Regions from separate parts of the Homo sapiens genome. Here region 1 is linked to region 2. Evidence: read pairs that join two places in POLR2A ChIA-PET (ENCODE). Cell type or tissue: CD4-positive, alpha-beta T cell. All regions are shown on one strand. Each heading gives the region's core, and the rest is flanking DNA. Links, peaks and the distances in the headings are about the cores only.

The links. ChIA-PET counts read pairs that join two places held together with the same protein. Peaks named below come from ENCODE experiments on the same cell type or tissue, not always from the same donor. Only the 100,000 strongest peaks of a DNase experiment are listed, where the experiment ranks them.
Region 1: POLR2A ChIA-PET joins it to region 2 with 5 read pairs; 4 of 35 experiments call an interaction of 5 or more read pairs at or near these places.

Annotation. Positions count from the first base shown.
Region 1 is chr17:42,136,586-42,152,624 of GRCh38, reverse strand. The region is part of intron 1 of RAB5C (RAB5C, member RAS oncogene family); the gene reads left to right. Among named protein-coding and RNA genes, the nearest start is that of RAB5C-AS1, 9.8 kb to the left of the region's middle. In CD4-positive, alpha-beta T cell, for the core only: no CTCF peak of the experiment used is centred there; no DNase peak of the experiment used is centred there.
Region 2 is chr17:42,539,110-42,543,856 of GRCh38, reverse strand. It overlaps NAGLU (N-acetyl-alpha-glucosaminidase), which reads right to left. Exons shown (of 6, transcript NM_000263.4): 5 at 2,651-2,907; 6 at 1-829. Among named protein-coding and RNA genes, the nearest start is that of NAGLU, 5.2 kb to the right of the region's middle. In CD4-positive, alpha-beta T cell, for the core only: no CTCF peak of the experiment used is centred there; DNase peaks (open chromatin) are centred at 2,426 and 2,716; H3K27ac peaks cover 365 bases.

The DNA of each region.
Region 1 (16,039 bases), core at 7,781-11,780, 400 kb after region 2:
GTATTTTTAGTAGAGATGGGGTCTCACCATGTTGGCCAGGCTGGTCTCGAACTCCTGACCTCAGATGATCCACCCACCTCAGCCTCCCAAAGTGCTAGGATTACAGGCATGAGCCACTGCACCCAACCTGAAACGACTTTGAAGGGGAAGCTCTGCCATTTAGAGAGACGAGGCAGGCCCCAGTGCTTTGGGTCGTTATGCAGCCACTTCTGGCACCTAGAAATTATAGAGTCCAAGCAGAGGTCTGACTCTGCCTGGCAGAGAGAGCGATGGCTCCGTGTGCGACAGAACCCCTCCTTTCTGATGCTGTTCCTCCCCTGCCCTCTTGCCTCTCACAATTAGAGGGCTGTTAAACTGTAGAGGGACAGTAACACTAATTTTTAAAAATCATTTTAAGGTTGCAAAATTATTTTCATACATATTCCTCATAGGTGCCTTGGGAAATAGTGGGGCTTGTTTCCCCACTTTGTTTTTAATTTTTATTATTACTTTTTTTTTTTTGAGTAAGATAAGGCAAGTGTCCCTGCTTTAGAAGGGATGCAGAAGGAACTTAAGTAGTTTGCCTAAGATCGATCATACATTTAGAAAGTAGTAGAGCTGGGGCTTGGATTTGGGGTCAGATGTGACCTGATCTAACAGTGGGCCCTTCTTCGGCCTGGTTTGTTCGTTAAATGAATGAACATGCAGACTGAGTGCGCCACGGCACAAGGGCAGACTCTTAACTCTTTAGCCCTCCTCATCACTAGCGCTCCTCTGTTTTTTTGTCTTCCCCAGCGTCTACCCGACCTCCTGTCTTCTCTCTTGACCCCTTTCACCTCTGCCTCTGAGGACCAAAACAGTTAGGAGTCCCAAGTCAGTACTCTTCAGGGCCTGAGAGTTTGCTGACATCTACATGTCATTAATTTTTCTGGGAACCTGAAAGTCCTAATGGCTAGAAAATGAAAGTTAAAGTGAGTAAACTCAGGGGTCCCACTGGGCAGGGTTAAGGGGGAAGCAACAGAGCGGGCCTCTGGTTAGTCCTCTGTTTCTCCTGTGGTGCTGCCTGCTGCTTGCAAGTGGGAAGAATGTGGCTTGCCACCAGGAGCTCCTGTCACTAGAATTTACATGGAAACAGAGCAAGATCATACATTTAAATTCAGCCCCACCAAGCAAGTACTTCTTAGACCTTCTACTTCTTTTTTTTTTTTTGAGTCGGAGTCTCGCTCTGTCGCCTAGGCTGGAGTGCAGTGGTGCGATCTTGGCTCACTGCAAGCTCCGCCTCCCGGGTTCATGCCATTCTCCTACCTCAGCCTCCAGAGTAGTTGGGACTACAGGTGCCCACCACCACGTCCGGCTAATTGTTTTGTATTTTTAGTAGAGATGGGGTTCCGCCGTGTTAGCCAGGATGGTCTCGATCTCCTGACCTCGTGATCCGCCCACCCTGGCCTCCCAAAGTGCTGGGATTACAGGCGTGAGCCACTGCGCCTGGCCAGACCTTCTACTTCTAACCCTTGCCCAGTAAACAGGCAGTGTGGTCGGGTGGAAGGCACTAGAACTTCAGAGGCAGTTGGACCTGAGTTCTCATCCTGATTCCCCCACTTACCAGTTGTGTGACCCTGGGCTTGTTACTTGACCTCACTGAGCCTGTGTTTCTTCTGGTAAAATGGGGATGCTAAATACCTTGCAGAATTAGAAACAAAGAAAGGAGCTAGTCCAGTGCTGGCAGACTGGATGCCCACAAAATAGCAGTTGCCTCTGATGGGTAGGTAGGGGTTTGAAGGTTCTTTTTTTTTTTGAGGCAGTCTCATTCTCATTCTGTTGCCCAGGCTCACTGCAACCTCCGCCTCCTGTGTTCAAGCGATTCTCCTGCCTCAGCCTCCTGAGTAGCTGGGATTACAGGCACCTGCCATCATGCCCGGCTAATTTTTTTTTTTGGTATTTTTGTAGAGATGGGGTTTGACCATGTTGGCCAGGCTGGTCTCAAACTCCTGACCTCAGGTGAGGTGATCTGCCCGCCTCATCGGCCTCCCAGAGTGCTGGGATTACAAGCATGAGCCACCGTGTCTGGCTGATTTTTTTTTTTTTTTTTTTTTTTTTTTTTGAGATGGAGTTTCACTCTTGTCTCCCAGGCTGGAGTGCAATGGCGTGATCTTGGCTCACTGCAACCTCTGTCTCCCGGGCTCAAGCTATTCTCCTGCCTCAGCCTCCTGAGTAGCTGGGATTATAGGCGTGTGCCACCATGCCCAGCTAATTTTTGTACTTTTAGTAGAGACAGGGTTCCTCTATGTTGGCCAGGCTGGTCTCGATCTCCTGACCTCAGGTAATTGTGCCCAGCCTCAACACTGATTCTGATTCAACATGTGTACCAAATGTATGCTGGGGCTGGGCACAGTGGCTCATGCCTATAATCCTAGCACTTTGGGAGGATCGCTTGATCCCAGGAGTTCAAGACCAGCTTGGGGGCCAGGTGTGGTGGATCACGCCTATAATCCTAGCACTTTGGAAGGCTGAGGCTGGGAGATCACCTGAAGTCAGGAGTTCGAGACCAGCCTGGCCAACATGGTGAAACCCCATCTCTACTAAAAATACCAAAATTAGTCAGGCGTGGTGGCACATGCCTGTAATCCCAGCTACTTGGGAGGCTTAGGCAGGAACCTGGGAGGCAGTTCAACCTGGGAGGTGGACGTTGCAGTGAGCCGAGATTGCACCACTGCACTCCAGCCTGGGCAACAGACCAAGAGTCTATCTCAAAAAAAAAAAAAAAAAAAACCAGCCTGGGCAACATAATGAGACCCCATGTCTAAAACAAAAACAAAATGTCTGCTGGGATGCCTTGTACATTGCTTGATGGTTTCACAAATTGTCTCATTTTGTAGACATTGAACAGAATTGATGTGGGTTGTATTCCCATTTTACAGAAGAGAACGCTGTGCCACTTCAGTTTTACTTAGTTGTAAGCGTTTTAATATTAAAACAGTCCTGTAACTATTATAGATTAGAATGCAAAGTTTGCATGAATTGAAGCTAACACAGGAAACTTTAATTAATTAATTAATTTATTTATTTTTGAGACAGGGCCTCTCTCACCCAGGCTGGAGTGCAGTGGGACGATCATGGCTTACTTCCGCCTTGATCTTGTGGACCCAAGTGATCCTCCCACCTCAGCCTCCTGAGTAGCTGGGACTGTAGGCATGTACCACCATGCCCGGCTAGTTTTTGTATTTTTAGTAGAGACAGGGTTTTGCCATGTTGCCCAGGCTGGTCTCAGAACTCCTGGGCTCAAGTGATCCTCCTACTTTGGCCTCCCGAAGTGCTGGGATTACAGGCATGAGCCGCTGCACCTGGCCAAAGACAGTATTTTGCTTGTAGCCAGCTGCTTTGGGTTCAACTCCCAGATTTCTGGGAGTTTCCTCTCCCCTGACTTGAGTGAAGGGTACATATGTTGGGGCTGTTTGAGAAGCACTGCTTTAGGTAGAATTTATAAACTAGGATGTGCCAAAATCCAGGTAATCATGCTTGCAAAAACCTTGGCAGAGGAGAATCGGAATATTTTTGGCATCCTCTGCATTAATAGCTTGGTATTGTAAGAGATTACTTTTCCAATTAAATAGCCCCATCCTCTATGTATAAGAACAGTAATACAAATAAAAGCTAAACTTCTATTTTTGCCATGTGCCAGGCACTCTTGTGAGCCCTATGTGTTGACTCCTTTAATCCTCCGACAACCCCAGGAGGTAGGTTCTGTGTTTAATCCCCATGTTAGAGTGGGGGACTATGTAGTAATGGCAGAGATGGGGTGTGCTCTTATCGCTATTCAATACAGCCTCTCCTTGACCCATCTCTGGGCTAAATGCCTACTGTTCACTTTGCCTAGAAGGCTCTTCTGCACCTCACGTGCCTGGAAACTGTATCTCCCTACTTTTCTCTCAAAGCTCAGTTTGAATGCCACTTCCTCTGTGAAGCCTTCCCTTGCCCCAAATGGGCTGAGGGCTTGTCTCCTACATGGGCTGTCTTCTCAACTGCTATCTCATTGTTCCTTATTTGCCTCATTCTCTGGTGGGTGAGCCCTTTAGGGGCACAGATCGGGTCCTGTTTGATCTTTGTGTGTTTAGGACCTGGCATGGCACTCAGCATAGTAGGCTCCCTACTGAAGTTGTTAAAGGAGAGGGCAGACATTCAAACCTGCCCTTAAAGCAAACACCAAACACCTGCCCACTTCTTTTTTTTTTTTTTTTTTTTTTTGAGATGGAGTCTTGACCTCTCACCCAGGCTGGAGTGCAATGGTACGATCTTGCTCACTGTAACCTCCGCCTCCTGGGTTCAAGTGATTCTCCTGCTTCAGCCTCCCTAGTACCTGGGATTACAGGTGTGTACCACCACGCCCATCTAGTTTTGTATTTTTAGTAGAGACGGATTTCACCATGTTGGCCAGGCTGATCTCAAACTCCTGACCTCATGATCTGCCTGCCTCAGCCTCCCAGTGCTGGGACTACAGGCATGAGCCACTGTGCCCAGCCTTGCCCACTTCTTTTTTTTTGTTTGTTTTTGAGACAGAGTTTTGCTCTTGTTGCCCAGGCTAGAGTGCAATGGCACAATCTCAGCTCACCACAACCTCCGCCTCCCGAGTTAAAGAGATTCTCCTGCCTCAGCTTCCCAAGTAGCAGGGATTACAGGCATGTGCCACCACGGCCGGCTAATTTTTTGTATTTTTATTAGAGATGGGGTTTCTCCATGTTGGTCAGGCTGGTCTCGAACTCCCAACCTCAGGTGATCCACCCGCCTCGGCCTCCCAAAGTGCTGGGATTACAGGTGTAAGCCACCATGCCTGGCCCTCGCCCACTTCTTTTAACACACACTTCCCTTCCTTTCTTCACACACTTTGGATGTCGTGAACCTATGATTCAAACTTAAATCCATCTGATCCCACAGCTTGAGCCATATCTTTGGTCCATCCCCCAGAAAGTTGCTCACAGACAAATGGGAGAGCAAACAGGTCAATAGGATCAATGTTACAGTACGGATGATGGGAAGCAAGTCACAAACTCAGTTTCCAGAAGTTAAGACTCTCCAAATCTCCATTTCTGGTGAAGGGTTTAATGGGACAATGAGGGCGCGGCCCTGACTAGCCACAGTCCGGCTGACTGGCTTCTGCCGTGTGTGTATCTGATGGCAGGACAGAACGACCGTGCTTCTGCAGTTGTGTGTGGTGAGGCAGCACCGACCCCAGACCAGTACTTAGCAAGGATCAGTGGAAGCAAATTTGACTCTGCCTGTGGATACTGTTCTGTATGTCTGCACAAGGCTCGTTCCTGAGTGAAGGTGGCTTAAAAAAGTGGTGGCAGCAGCTGTTCAGACCAGTGGTATGAGCAGCCCTCACATGTGTATTCCACAGATGGGGTCTTTAACATTCCCTGGTCCTGTGCCTGCAGTACTTGGATATCCTCTGCTCACCTTGAGGCTGGTCTTTCTTTCTTTCTCTCTCTCTCTCTCTCTCTCTCTCTTTCTTTCTTTCTTTCTTTCTGTTTCTTTCTTTCTTTCTGTCTTTCCTTCTTTCTTTCTTTCTTTCTTTCTTTTTCTTTCTTTCTTTCTTTTTCTGTCTTTCTTTCTGTCTTTCTGTCTTTCTTTCTGTCTTTCTTTCTTTCTTTCTTGACGAAGTCTTGCCTTGTCGCCCAGGCTGGAGTGCAGTGGTACGATCTCGGCTCACTGCAAGCTCCCGGGTTCATGCCATTCTCCTGCCTCAGCCTCTCGAGTAGCTGGGACTACAGGCTCCTGCCACCACGCTTGGCTAATTTTTTGTACTTTTAGTAGAGGCAGAGTTTCACCATGTTAACCAGGATGGTCTCCATCTCCTGACCTCGTGATCCGCCTACCTTGGCCTCCTTTTTTTTTTTTCTTTTGAAATGGAGTCTTGCTCTGTTTCCCAGGCTGGAGTGCAGTGATGCCATCTTGGCTCACTGCAACCTCCGTCTCCTGGGTTCAAGTGATTCTCCTGCCTCAGCCTCCCGAGTAGCTGGGACTACAGGCGTACGCCACCATGCCCAGCTAATTTTTATATTTTTAGTAGAGACGGGGTTTCGCCATGTTGGCCAGGATGGTCTTGATCTCTTGACTTTGTGGTCTGCCTGCCTTGGCCTCTGAAAGTGCTGGGATTACAGGTGTGAGCCACTGTGCCTGGGCAATTTTTGATTTTTTTGTAGAGACGGGGTCTCCCTATGTTGCCGAGGCTTAATAAACTTATTCTTTCAGAATACTTTTAGAAAAGTTACGCAGATAGTACAGAGTTTTCTCACAATCCCTCACACATAGTTTTCCCTGTTATTAACATCTTATGTTAGTACGTATTTTACATTAAAGTCCATCCTTTATTCAGATTTCCTTAGATTTTTACCTGATGTCCTTTTGCTGTTCCAGGATCCCATGTTACCTATATTCATTGTCTCTTTAGGCTCCTCTTGCTGTGCCAGTTTCTCAGACTTTTATTGTTTTTGATGACCTTGACAGTTTTGAGGAGTGCTGGGCAAGCATCTAAAGAGGATCTCGGCCAGGCGCGGTGACTCACGCCTGTAATCCCAGCACTTTGGGAGGCCGAGGTGGGTGGATCACTTGAAGTCAGGAGTTCGAGACCAGCCTGGCTAACATGGTGAAGCCTCATCTCTATTAAAAATACAAAAATTAGCCAGGCATGGTGGTACGCACCTGTAATCTCAGCTACTCAGGAGGCTGAGGCACAAGAATCGCTTGAACCAGGAGGCAGAGGTTGCAGTGAGCCAACATCGTGTCACTGTGCTCCAGCCTGGGCTGGAGACAGAATGAGACTCCGTCTCAAAAAAAATAATAAAAAATAAAGAGAATCTCTTCTCAACTGGGATTTGTCCAGTATTTTTCTCTTTTTAACAGAGTCTTGCTCTGTCAGCCAGGCTGGAGTGCAGTGGTGCAATCTCGGCTCAAGCCATTCTCCTCAGCCTCCCAAGTAGCTGGGACTACAGAAATGCACCACCACGCCTGGCTAATTTTTGTAGAGACAAGGTTTCACCATGATGTCCAGGCTGGTCTCAAACTCCTGAGCTCAAGCGATCTGCTCACCTCAGCTTCCCAAAGTGGTGGGATTACATGCGTGAGCTAACACGCCTGGCTGTGTCCAGTGTTTTTTTCATAAGTAGACTGTGCCAAGTTTTGGGAAGGAGGACCAGAGAGGTAAAGTGCTATTTTCATCACATCATGTCAAGGGTACATACAATCCACAAGCCTTTCCATGACTGATGTCAACCATGATCACTTGGCTGAGGTGATGTGTGTGAGGCTTCTCTGTAAAGTTGTTCTCCCCTTCCCCTTTCCATGCTGCATGCACCCTTTGGAAGAAAGTCACTGTGTAGCCCACACCTAAGGAACAGGGACTTATGTTCATGTTCCCCTTGTTGAGGGCGGAGTAGCTACATGAGTTACTAAATTATTTTTTCTTTTTCTGTTTTTTTTGAGATGGAGTCTCACTCCATCGCCCAGGCTGGAGTGCAGTGGCGCAATCTCGGCTCACTGCAAGCTCCGCCTCCCGGGTTCACGCCTTTCTCCTGCCTCAGTCTCCCGAGTAGCTGGGACTACAGGCCTATAGGCGCGCGCCACCACACCCGGCTAATTTTTTTGTATTTTTTTTAGTAGAGATGGGGTTTCTTTTTTTTTTTTTTTTTTTTTTTTTTTTTTTTTTTTTTTTTTTTTTTTTTTTTTTGAGACGGAGTCTGGCTCTGTCGCCCAGGCTGGATGCAGTGGGGCAATCTCGGCTCACTGCAAGCTCCGCCTCCCAGGTTCACGCCATTCTCCTGCCTCAGCCTCCTGCGTAGCTGGGACTACAGGCGCCCGCCACCACGCCCAGCTAATTTTTGTATTTTTAGTAGAGACAGGGTTTCACCTTGTTAGGCAGGATGGTCTCGATCTCCTGACCTCGTGATCCGCCCGCCTCAGCCTCCCAAAGTGCTGGGATTACAGGCGTGAGCCACCACGCCCACCCTGAGATGGGGTTTCACCATGTTAGCCAGGATGGTCTCAAGTTCCTGACCTCGTGATCCACCCGTTTCGGCCTCCCAAGGTGCTGGGGTTACAGGCGTGAGCCACCGCGCCCAGCTGAATTATTAAATTCTTCTATATGAGAGACTTGTCTATTTTCCCCCATTTATTTTTATTTATTTATTTATTTTTTGGAGATGAGTTTTGCTCTTGTTGCCCAGGCTGGAGTGCAGTGGTGCGATCTTGGCTCACTGCAACCTCCACCTCCGGGGTTCAAGCGATTCTCCTGCCTGAGCCTCCCGAGTAGCTGGGATTACAGGCACATGCCACCATGCCCGGCTAATTTTTGTATTATTAGTAGCTACGGGGTTTCACCATGTTGGCCAGGTTGGTCTCAAGCTCCAGGCCTCAGGTGATCCACCTGCCTCGGCCTCCCAAAGTGCTGGGATTACAGGCGTGAGCCACTGCGCCTGGCCTATTCTCCCCCATTTATTTGTTCAATTATTTATATCAGTATGGACTCCAGGATATTTATTTTACACTTTGGTTTATAATCCAGCGATAAGGCCGGGCACAGTGGCTCGCGTTTGTATTCCCAGCACTTGGGGAAGCCAAGATGGGCGGATCACCTGAGGCCAAGAGTTTGAGACCAGCCTAGCCAACATGGTGAAACCCTATCTCTACTAAAAATACAAAAGTTAGCTGGGTATGATGGTGCACGCTTGTAATCCTAGCTACTCTGGTGGCTGAGGCAGGAGAATGGTTTGAAGCAGGGAGGTGGTGGTTGCAGTGAGCAGAGATCCTGCCACTGCACCCCAGCCTGGGCAACAGAGTGAGACTTTGTCTCAAAAATAAATAAATAAATAATCCAATGTTACTTTGTTTTATTGCCCAAAATGTTTCAGCTTTGCCCATTGGTTGCTCTTTTAGCCTCCTTTGACCTGCCTAGTCATTGTGAGGATTTTTGTTTTTGGTTTTTGGTTACTTCTTTACATTTTGGCACTGCCAGATTTTTGGAGACAGACTCACTCTGTCCCCCAGGCTGGAGTGCAGCTGCACGATCTCAGCTCACTGCAGCCTCTGCCTCCCAGATTCATGCAATTCTTGTGCCTCAACCTCCTGAGTAGCTGGGATTACAGGTGCACGCTACCATGCCTGGCTAATTTTTGTATTTTTAGTAGCAACGAGGTTTCACCATGTTGGCCAGGCTGGTTTTGAACTCCTGACCTCAAGTGATCCACTTGCCTCAGCCTTCCAAAGTGCTAGGGTTACAGGCATGAGCCACCACTCCCGGCCCCAGGCTTACTTTGTGTATTTCGTGCCAGAGTTGTAGATTCAGCTGGCTCTCCAAGGCCACTGCCTTTTTAGCAAATGTTTTCTCTCAGGTATGTTGACATAGAGTGATGTGGATGCCTTGAGTTATTTCTTCTCTTGATGGTTAGTCATAGTTACTAGAGACTCTGGAGTTGGGAAAGGTAGAGGTGGACCTGGGAAATCTACCCCCTGAGAATCAACTGCAGTCCTGGGAGTTAATCCCAGTAGCTGGCTGTTGTTCTACTCACCCATTCATACTGCTCTTACCCCTGCCTGATGCTATGACTGATCCAAAAAATGGTCTGATTTGGTCTTTCCTTTGGAATTTACCTATGGAGGTGTGGGAAGATGAGGCATGTGTATATAATCGTTCTCTATTTCAGGTGCTAAGTTCTCCAGCTAAACCTTCCTGGACTCTGGGTCTTGTAAGAGATTCCACATGGTCCGGGCCAGTCAGTGTCTTTTGCTGCCCTTCCAAAATGGACTGCCCCCATGGGACGGTTTGTGGCTGTTGGCGGGCTCAGGGTAGGCTGTCACTTTGTGCCGTGATCCTGAATCATTGAATAGCTGAAATCCTTCCATTGTACTGTCATCTCTCTGAAAATGTGTAACTTGAGCCCTGCTGGAAACACTAACTTGGGATCTTAACAGGAGTTGGTTTACAAGCCTTTTGCCTTCTATTCATAGCTCCATGTATGTCCCCTTCAGGTGGCTGTCAGAGGCATCCCAGGCATGGAGGAGGGCGTGGGTGGCCTCTCTAACCCTGGCTGCTCTCCTAGACATCAGATTGCTCTCTGAGCTGCTCAGACAGCGTGGTGATGAATGACGCCAGTTTCCAAACCTCTAGCATTTGCAGCCTGGTTTTTAAAAGGAACTCTGCTTTCTTTGTCAGCTGCTCTATTCCTGTCCCCTAGCCCTCTCAACAACTGAACTGCTTCTTCCCTTTCCTGAAAGAGGCTTTGAGATGGAAGGAAGGGCATTTGGGCTTTAAGATGCTTTGTGGGCTGGGCGCGGTGGCTCATGCCTGTAATCTCAGTACTTTGGGAGGCCAAGGCGGGGGGATTGCTTGAGCGCAGGAGTTTGAGATCAGCCTGGGCAACATGATGAAACCCCATCTCTACCAAAAAAAAACCCAAGATGCTTTGTGTTAATGGGGCTTTTTTTTTTTTTTTAAGAGGTTATGGTTTGCATGGTTGGGGCCTTCACCCCATGCAGATTTATTGGATGGTAATGGTTTCTCCCCTCCATTTTTGTGGTTTTGGGAGCTAGTCTCTGGAGGATACAAGATTGGGGTTGTTGACAGGACACTGAGTATCTTCTAGGAAACTGAGGAAAGACGTCCTCTTCAGCATTCTCTCCAAATGAGAGGTGCTGAAGAATGGAGTCCCGGGAAACTGGAGGTAAGAGGAATGTGTGAATGTTGTCTGACAGATGAAGTGAGGAGTCCGGCTCCTTCACAGGGAAGTGAAGGCGCAGGGGCTCCCCTGCTACAGAACATGTACTGAATGCTTCCCGATGCCAGGCCCTTTGCTGAGAGTCTCACATGCATCATCTTCCTGGCAGTCCTGGAGACGGGTGGTACTGGTCTCTCCATTTTACGTGTGAGGAAATGGGTTCAGTGACAACACCAGGCCACCCTAGTAAGTGGTGCCTCCAGAACTTGAACTGAAGTTCAAGTTGTCTGACTCCAGCACTTGTGCTCTTAAGCTCTGTGCAGTAGGGATGGAGGAAGTCCTCCCTGGGGAAGTGAGGCAGCTCCTCAGCTGCTCTGTGGCTCTGTTAGGGGACCCGAGCCGTCTGGCAGATGAATGCAGATTTAAGCCCTCAACTTCCCCCGTTCACTTGCCAAGTGTAAGCGGGCGGTACCTCTCACATGCACAGTTCACCGTATCTGTGCTCACCTACTATGGGTCAGGCTTGCTGTTATGTGCTGTTAACACAAAGGAAACCCATTGTCCAGCCTTTGAGAATTTTGTAATGTGGTTGTTTTCATCTGCAACAGTGCCTTTAATTTCTCTTGCTTTCTCTCTCACAACCCTCAGTCCCCCAAGTTCTCCAGCCCCTTGCCACCTACACTAGTCTTATGAACATTTGGGGCCATGGAAGCAGAAGTGTGATTCGCTCATTGAATCTTGTTTAGACCTATTCATTGCTTGATTTCTTCACTGGGCACCACTCTACAGTTTGTTCAGCAAAAATTAAGAAAGATGGCAGACACAGTGGCTCATGCCTGTAATCGCAGCACTTTGGGAGGCTGAAGCAGGTGGATCACTTGAGCCCAGGAGTCTGAGATCAGCCTGGGCAACATGGTGAAACCCCATCTCTACAAAAAATAGAAAAATTAGCTGGGCATGGTGGCATGCGCCCGTAGTCCCAGCTACTTGGGAGGCTGAGGTAGGAGGATTGCTTGAGCCCAGGAAGTCAAGGTAGCGGTAAGCTATGATTGCGTCACTGCAATCCAACCTGGGCAGCAGAGCAAGACCCTGTCTCAAAAATGTATATAGAAAAAAGAGCTGGGTGTGGTGGCTCATGCCTGTAATCCCAACACTTTGGGAGGCTGAGGCAGGCGGATCACCTGAGGTTAGGAGTTCGAGACCAGCCTGGCCAACATGGCGAAACCTCATCTCTACTAAAAATACAAAAATACAAGCTGGGTATGGTGGTGCACACCTGGAATCCCAGCTACTCAGGAGGCTGAAGCACGAGAATCGCTTGAACCCAGGAGGTGGAGGTGGTAGTGAGCCCAGATTGTGCCACTGCACTCCAGCCTGGGCGACAGAGCGAGACTCCATCTCAAAAAAAAAAAAAAAAAAAAAAAAAATATATATATATATATATATATATATATATATTCTAAAATATTGTTCTTTGGTGCCCAGGCTTCTGAGAATAGCCATCGTCCCTCAGGTCTCCCACTGAGAACTTTGACTTTTTTCTTGTTGGTTGCATAGCCGCTGACCACGGTGTGTGTGGTGTCTGAACAGGAGGCATTTGGATTGCTATTTCTCTTTTCTCCCACTTTCCTCTCAAACTTGACCTCTGCTCTCTGTTTAGGAGCTGAAGGCAAAACAAAGGGGCAGTGATTTAAACTGGCTTTCTTTTGTTTTCTGTTATTTGTAAGGGCGGGAAGGGTTTTGGAGAGGTGTCCGCTGGTGTGAGTGGCTGGATGAACAGGTGCTGCTTCTGATCCTGACTTTCAGCAGAGGTTTCTGGAGTCTTTCTGGGCCTAGGGAAGCAGCAGAAGTGGCAGCTGTCCTGGCTGGTGCTTCTGACCCCTGCAGAGCCCCTTTTGAGACGGGGGGAAGACGGGCCCTACATTGATGAGATTCCGGTGAGAAATGTCCTAGCTAAATAGTAACTGCCTGAACAAATGAAATACAGGATAGTTGGGGTAGGCTGGGGCCAGAAGAACCTTTGCCTTGGATGGCACTCTTCCTAGCATCCTGCCTGGCATTGGCAGGTGAAGAACTGACTGGTGGCGTGTGAGCCACCATACAGCCATGTTGTCATCCCTAACAAGCCCTGTGGCTGGGACGTGTGTGTGGTTCTGGGCTGCAGAAAGATTCCAAGTTGAGCTTTTGCTTGAGGCTTGAGAGAGCAGCCCTAGACAGGAGTAGAGAATCTGGCACAGCCTGGATCACAAGGTCAGGAAATCGAGACCATCCTGACTAACATGGTGAAACCCCATCTCTACTAAAAAATACAAAAAATTAGCTGGATGTGGTGGCACGCGTATGTAGTCCTAGCTACTCAGGAGGCTGAGGCAGAATTGCTTGAACCTGGGAGCTGGAGGTTGCAGTGAGCCGAGATCACGCCACTGCACTCCAACCTGGGTGACAGAGCAAGATTCCGTCTCAAAAAAAAAGAATCTGCCACAACCTTGCTGACTGAGGTGTGCTGTTAGACACTGGGCCCTCTTAGGGAGAACAGTCTCAGGAATGTCAGCGTTAGGGCCTGGCCCCCCTGGTGCCTTTTGGAATCGGTAGGCTGGCGGAGAGCCTTGCCTGGTGCAGCTGCAGGCAGTGCCCTGTCTGTGGGCCTTCCGTGCTACCTGTCTCCTCTGTTGGCCAGCAGGGCCAATGACTGAGAGTTGTTGAGCTGCCCATGAAGCCTGGGGCCCTTCTGTGGACAGCACTGGCCGACCACACTGGCCAAGCTGTGCTAGCAGATCCATGGAGATGTCCTCCCACCCCAATAGTCTTCCTCCCTGTGGGTGCAGAAAGAGGGAGTGGATGCTGGAGGTTTCCATCCAGCCCTGACTGCTCCTCTCTGAGCCTCTCCAGAGAACCCATCTGTCATTGAGAGCTGGGAAGAAGCTCAGGGATCAGGGAAGGATTTCATGGTGTTCTGCTGGGGTAGAGTCCTGGAAAGCTAAGGGTCTGTCCCTCAGGGGTGTCTTCCACCCGAGTGAGCTTGGCATCTGTCCTAAGTGATACAAGACTTCCCACACAAGGGAAAGGGCTGCAGGAGCCAGCTGTGCTCTGTCCTGGCTGACTTCAGCAAAGTTCCAGGCTCAGTCTGCATAGTGTTTATTAAAGATCACTTGGTAATGTGTATCCAGGCTTTAAGCCTCTTGATGCCTCTGCACACTGGCCCCTTTTGCAGGTATTGGTGGAGTTGGTGTCTGCACTTGGGGCTCTGGTGGACCCCATCAGGGCCTGATTGTGGTGTGGAAGTCTAGGCACTAAGCCTCAGAAATCTTATTGAAAAAAGAATGAAATGAAACCAATCTCAGTTAAGGAAGGTGGGGGTGCTTTCCCTGTGGAAGGGGACCCAGCTCACCTTCAGTGCCCCTCTGGGATAATTTACTTCCCTTTCCGCTGGAAAAAGGGTCATCTTCCTGTGGCTGTGGAAAGGCAGCACCTTCCTCCCTACTGCTGCCTCCCCCAAGTCTAGGTTTAAGAGCTGGACCTCCTGAAGGTGGGAGGTGGAGCCCACCCTGTTGCAACACCCCCCATTGGGATTCGGCTAGATCTCACCCTGGGCTCTTAAGCTTCTGGCTTCCAGGGCCAGGGCCAAGCTTCCCCTGTTAGACTCTTAGGTAAGACACAGGCCCTGTGTGAAGCAGTTCCATAGGCCTGGTCACACAGAGGACACCCTTCTCTTTGATTCCATCCCCCAACCCCTAAACCCCCCTTTCCTCTGCAGATATACTCTAGACTGGTTGGGGAGTGGAGAATATCATACTGTTATAACCTCTTTCTCCCCATCGAAAAGACATAAATATCAGTTTCTCTTTATTATTGTGAAGCTTTAAACCACTTGAAAATCCTTTAGCCCACAGTTAAGCCCAAACAGTAAATATATCCTTAATATATATGTGGGAATCTTATTTTTTATGAGGAATCCCATTGTCTTGCACCTTATTTGTGTTTAACATTTGGGTATCTTTGTTCTCCGTTGGTCTTTTCCAATTCAGGTATCATCTTTTTGATTGTCTTTTTTTTTTTTGAGACAGAGTCTCGCTCTCTCGCCAGGCCGGAGTGCAGTGGCACTATCTCAGCTCAGTGCAACCTCTGCCTCCCGGGTTCAAGCGATTCTCCTGCCTCAGCCTCCCGAGTAGCTGGGACTACAGGTATGCGCCACCACGCCCAGCTAATTTTTGTATTTTTAGTAGAGACGGGGTTTCACCATGTTGGCCGGGATGGTGTCGATCTCTTGACCTCATGATCCACCCGCCTCAGCCTCCCAAAGCGCTGGGATTATAGGCGTGAGCCACCGTGCCCGGCCCTTGATTGTCTTTAATATTATTTTCTTCATACTAAAGAGGCAGAAAATATTTTATATACAGAGGAGCTAGATTGCATTCATATCGTTTCCAAGCTTTAACTTTTCATGATTATATGCAAAATTCTATACCAGCAGCATTTTTTAACCTTTTTATTGACATGTGACTTATGTATAATAGTTTACAAATTGTAAATACAGCTCGATGGGTTTTTATATTATTATACACTCATGTATTTACCTCTCAAATCAAGTTATAACTCCTCCATCCAGCAGTGTGCTTTTTTTTTTTTTTCTTTTTTTTGAGACAGTGTCTCGCTCTGTTGTCCAGGCTGGAGTGCAATGGTGCGATCTTCGCTCACCACAACCTCTGTCTCCTGGGTTCAAGTGATTCTCCTGCCTCAGCCTCCCAAGTAGCTGGGATTACAGGTGCCAGCCACCACACCCAGCTAATTTTTGTATTTTTAGTACAGTCGGGGTTTCACCAGGTTGGACAGGCTGGTCTCCAACTCCTGACCTCAGGTGATCCACCCACCTCAGCCTCCCAAAGTGCTGGGATTACAGGCATGAGCCACCTCACCCGGCGGCAATGTGCTTTTTTCAGTTTGATAGAAACTCATTTTTTCCTAGCTAAAAGCTACATTTTTTAAAAACATGCATAGAAGGTCGCAGTCCCTGTTATTTTTAGTAACAGGGGTTATGGTAATGAGATTGTTAATATTCTGGGGTTTTTCTTTCTATCTCTAATAGGAGAGCCTTGCTTGAGTTATGAGTCTTGGGCAGGCTTGGGCTCTGCCACCAGCTAGCTGGCTGTGTGACCCTAGGCAGGTCACTTCTCCTCACCTTCATTTTTTTTCTTTAATTGTCAACAGTAGGATGGGGTCTTTAAGGCCCTTTTGGGCTCTGACTACCAATTCTAGCCTCTGGGGTAATAAACCTGCCACTTGTTGAAAGCTCACCTTCAGCCTGATACTGTGGTGCATTGTTTCACTTGATCTGAACTACCCCATGCAATTAGTATTAA
Region 2 (4,747 bases), core at 1-4,000:
AAGAAGCGGCTGTCACTAGCCAGCACCTCGTCCAGTGCCGGCAGCAGCTCATAGGCCAGGACGCCTCCAGCCCTCAACAGGGAGGCCAGCTCCTTGCTCAGGTAGGCGCTTCTTGCCTCCTCATAGTACAAGCTGACCAGCTCCTGCACTGCCTGCCGAGTGAGGTCCAGCAGGTCGTAGCGGAAGGCGGGGCTGGTGGCCAGGGAGGGAGCAGATGTGAGCAGCAGCCGCCAGGCCTCAAACACATCAGATCGGTTGTACCAGATGCTGGTATTCATCTGTAGGGACGGCCGCCTGACCAGCGGGCTACGATTGTGGCCCCTGCAGGCCTCCCCGGAGCAGTTGTACACACTCCGGAGCAGTAGCCTCCACGCTGCCCCTGCGTCCGGGTGGGAGACCCCATACCGCCGGGCGGCAAAGCTGGTCACCCAGGCTGCCAAATCTGGCACTGGGTCCTTTCGCCAGCCCAGCTCAGCCATGAGGGAATAGACCACTTCGTTCTGGCTGATGCCCTCGGGGGCCATGCCCGTGCCTACCATGGTGGAGTTGGGGAAGAGGCGGGCAGCTTCTGGGCCTCCGTTCACAGCCTCTAGGGCTCCAAAAAGACCATGGTTTCCCCCAAAGTTGTGCAGCATGCACCAGATGAAGGGCTGGCCCTGGAAGGAGGCAGTGCGGGTATACACAGGCTGGCTCTCAGCAAACAGGTCCAGAACCAGGAGGCGGCCACGGGGCACAGCTCCCAGCACAGCCCTGATCTGGGCGGGCCCCCAGAACTGCGGCTGGTGCTGGAAGAGCCAGCCTTGGAGCAGCCACACAGCCTCAGTATCCACTGTGGACAGGAGGTAGGGGGAACAGAGAAGAGGAGTGATGAAACAGAGGGCCCAGGGAATGTTCACCCCACTCTACAGACGACTGTCTATCCCAGGTCATGGCTTCCCATGACCCCCACCAGCGGGACGCTCTGTGGCACATACGCGTCCCTCTGAAAACTCCAGGACAGGGTTCAGCAGCTTGGGTGAACATGAGAGTTACCCAGAGGGCTCCTTAAAACATGGAGGTTTCTGAATGGGCGTGGTGGCCCACACCTATAATCCCAGTACTCTGAGGGGCTGAAGCAGGTGGATCACTTGAGCCCAGGAGTTCCAGACCAGCCTGGCCAATGTGGGGAAACCCTGTCTATACTAAAAATACAAAAATTAGCCTAGCGTAATGGCAGGTGCCTGTAATCCCGGCTACTCGGGAGGTAGAGGCACAAGAATCACTTGAACCCATGAGGCAGAAGTTGCAGTGAGCTGAGATTGTGCCACTGCACTCCAGTCTGGGCGACAGAGTAAGATTCTGTCTCAAAAACAAAATCAAGGCCAGTCGCAGTGGATCACGCCTGTAATACCAGTACTTTGGGAGGCTGAGGTGGGCAGTTCACCTGAGGTCAGGAGTTTGAGACCAGTCTGGCCACCATGGTGAAACCTGTTTCTACTAAAAATACAAAAATTGGCCAGGCAAGGTGGCTCACACCTGTAATCCCAGCACTTTGGGAGGCTGAAGTGGGCGAATCATTTGAGGTCAGGAGTTTGAAACCAGCTTGACCTACATAGCGAAACCCCGTCTCTACTAAAAATACAAAAATTAGCCGAGTGTGGTTGGGGGGCGCCTGTAATCCCAGCTACTCAGGAGGCTGAGGCAGGAGAATCGCTTGAACTCAGGAAGCAGAGGTTGCAGTGAACTGAGATCGTGCCACTGCACTCCAGCCTGGGTGACAGAGCGAGACTCTATCTCAAAACAAACAAAAATTGCCGGGCGTGGTGGCGGGTGCCTATAGTCCCAGCTACTCGGGAGGCTGAGGCAGGAGAATCGCTTGAACCTAGGAGACGAAGGTTGCAGTGAGATGAGATTGTGCCACTGTGCTCCAGCCTCAGCAACAGAGTGAAATCTGTCTCAAAAAAAAAAAAAATGTAGCTTCTCCTTCAGGTCTTGGGTAGGGCCTGAGAATTTGCCATCTCACAGCTCGGGCTGCTGCTGCTGCTGCTGCTGGTTTTGGGTCACACTTGGAGCAGTACTGCTCAAGAAAGGCTGAGCTGATCTGTTCCCTTCCTGGCCAACACAGACGCCTCTCCACTAAGTCATTCCTGACTTGGGCGCCCTCTGCTCCACTCCTCCTTTAAGTGGCAGGAAGGAGCCCTGGCTTCACAGTTTTGTAGCAGGATGCGCACTTAGTGCCTTTAGGCACATCCACTCACCTCCTGCCTGCAGTGCCTACTTCAGCAACCACGCAGAGATGAAACAAAATCCTTGTTCATAGCTAGCTCTTAGTGGCCTTTGCTCTGGGCCAGGCGTTATTCTACCTATGAGGTAGTCCCAGTTTACAGGAAAAGCAAACGAGACACTGGGAAGGAGGTCATGAGTCATAAGTCACACGGCCAGGAAATAGGAGCGCGAGGTGTGACCCAGGTTGTTGGCTTCCAGAGCTCACCTCTCAACCACAGTGGGATTCACTGAGACAACGCATGTGTACACGTGCTTGGTAAACTATGAAGTACTGTGTGTTATGGCGAGGCATTATTCCAGTCCCTCTGCCTACCCCTACTGACATCTGCTACTCCCTTCTTTTTGAGGGTCTGGGGGGCTCTCCCACCCCACCCAGGCACTGTACCTGCAGTCATGGCCTCATAGACGGCAGTGGTGGCTGCGGCAAGGTAGGAGGGCTCTGAGGAAGGTGGCTGCATCTCATTGAAAGTGTCGGCCCCATAGATGTGGTCTGTGCCAAACTCTTTGATCAGCTCTCGCAGGAAGAGGCTCCCGATGATGGGGAATATGGGGTCTTCCGGAGCCAGAAGGAAGGAGCAGGAGTAGGAACAGTTAAAGTGGCCCCAACTGCCCATCTTCGTGACATTGACCTGAGGGAACACCCTAGTGGGGAGCAAAAGCTCAGATATTTCATGGAAGCCGCCATAGTGTTCACCATAGTGTTCAACAGCCTTGCCAACTTCTCTACAGCTCCTGGTTTCTCTTGCCTCTATGGCTTTGTACAGGCTATGCTCTCTGCCTACAGTCCTTTCTTCTCCTTCCCTGGCCACCTTCTCTGAAAAACTTTCACTATCTCTCCCCTTCCTGTGGCCTGAAACAAGCAACGCTCCTTTTTCTTTCTTTTTTTTTTTTTTTTTGAGGCAGAGTCTCACTCTGTCCCCCAGGCTGGAGTGCAGTGGCGCATTCTCAGCTCACTGCAAGCTCTGCCTCCCAGGTTCATGCCATTCTCCTGCCTCAGCCTCCCTAGTAGCTGGGACTACAGGTGCCCGCCACCACACCCGGCTAATTTTTTGTATTTTTAGTAGAGACTGAGTTTCACTGTGTTAGCCAGGATGGTCTCGATCTGCTGACCTTGTGATCCGCCCGTCTCGGCCTCCCAAAGTGCTGGGATTACAGGTGTGGGCCACCGCACCCAGCTTTTTTTTTTTTTTTTAATTATACTTTCAGTTCAGTTCTGTGCAGAACATGCAGGTTTGTTGCATAGGTATACATGTGCCATGGTGGTTTGCTGCACCCATCAACCCATCATCTAGGTTTTCAGCCCCGCATGCATTAAGTATCTGTCCCAATGCTACTCCTCCCCTTGACCCCCACACCGCGAAAGGCCCCGGTGTGTGATGTTCCCCTTCCTGTGTCCATGTTGTTCTCATTGTTCAACTCCCACTATGAGTGAGAACATGAGGTGTTTAATTTTCTTTCCTTTTTTTTTTTTTTTTTTTGAGACGGAGTCTCACTCTGTCACCCAGGCTGGAGTGAAGTGGTGTGATCTCGGCTCACTGCAGTCTCTGGCCCCTGGCTTCAAGAGATTCTCATGCCTCAGCCTACCGAGTAGCTGGGATTACAGGAGCCCGCCACCACGCCTGGCTAATTTTTGTACTTTTAGTAGAGATGGGGTTTCGCCATGTTGGCCAGGCTGGTCTTTAACTCCTGACCGCAGGTGATCCATACGCCTCAGCCTCCCAAAACGCTAGGATTACAAGCATTAGCCAAGCGTCCGTCCAAGCAACACTCATTTTTCAAGGCTGGGCTCTGCCCTGAGCCCTTCCTGCCCCTCTCTCCCGGCAGAGGAGAGCGGAACCCACATATATTCCTGTCCTTGTCCCCACATTGTATCCTTCAGCCAACATATCTCTCCTATCAGGGGTAAGCCCTTGGGCACCTTTCTTGCCGCCTCCCAGGACCCAGCACAGCCAGTTCTGGCAGCCTCAGACAGCTGGACCAAGTTTATTGAATGAATGAGTGAGTTTCCTGCCACCTGGTGATGGGGGCAAAGAGGCGGGCAGGGAGGCCACTGGCATGCATTAAGTCCTACGAGAGTATGGGAGCCAGACATTAGCAGGTGCAAAGGAGGTCATGCGGGGCACTAGCAAGGCTTCCTGAAGGAGGGGAGGTCTCAGGTGAGCCTTGAAGACTTTTCCCAACCACATGTGAGAGGATGGCTGGGAAGCACAGAGGAACAGGAGGGACAAGGGACACTGGAGCACCCCTGCTGCCACTCCCAAGGGCTGCCATTTGCTAGCACTCTGTGCAAAGTCACAGATAGATCGAGAGATAATTACAAACCCTACAGCGAAGTGGGTAGAGATCCCATTTTACAAGTAAGGAAACTGAGGCACAGAGCAGTCATGTCATCTGCCCGAAGTCACACAGCTAATTAGTAGCAGAGTCAGAAATCAAACCCAGGCCTACGTCCAGAGCTTGTTTGTTTGTTTGAGACAGAGTT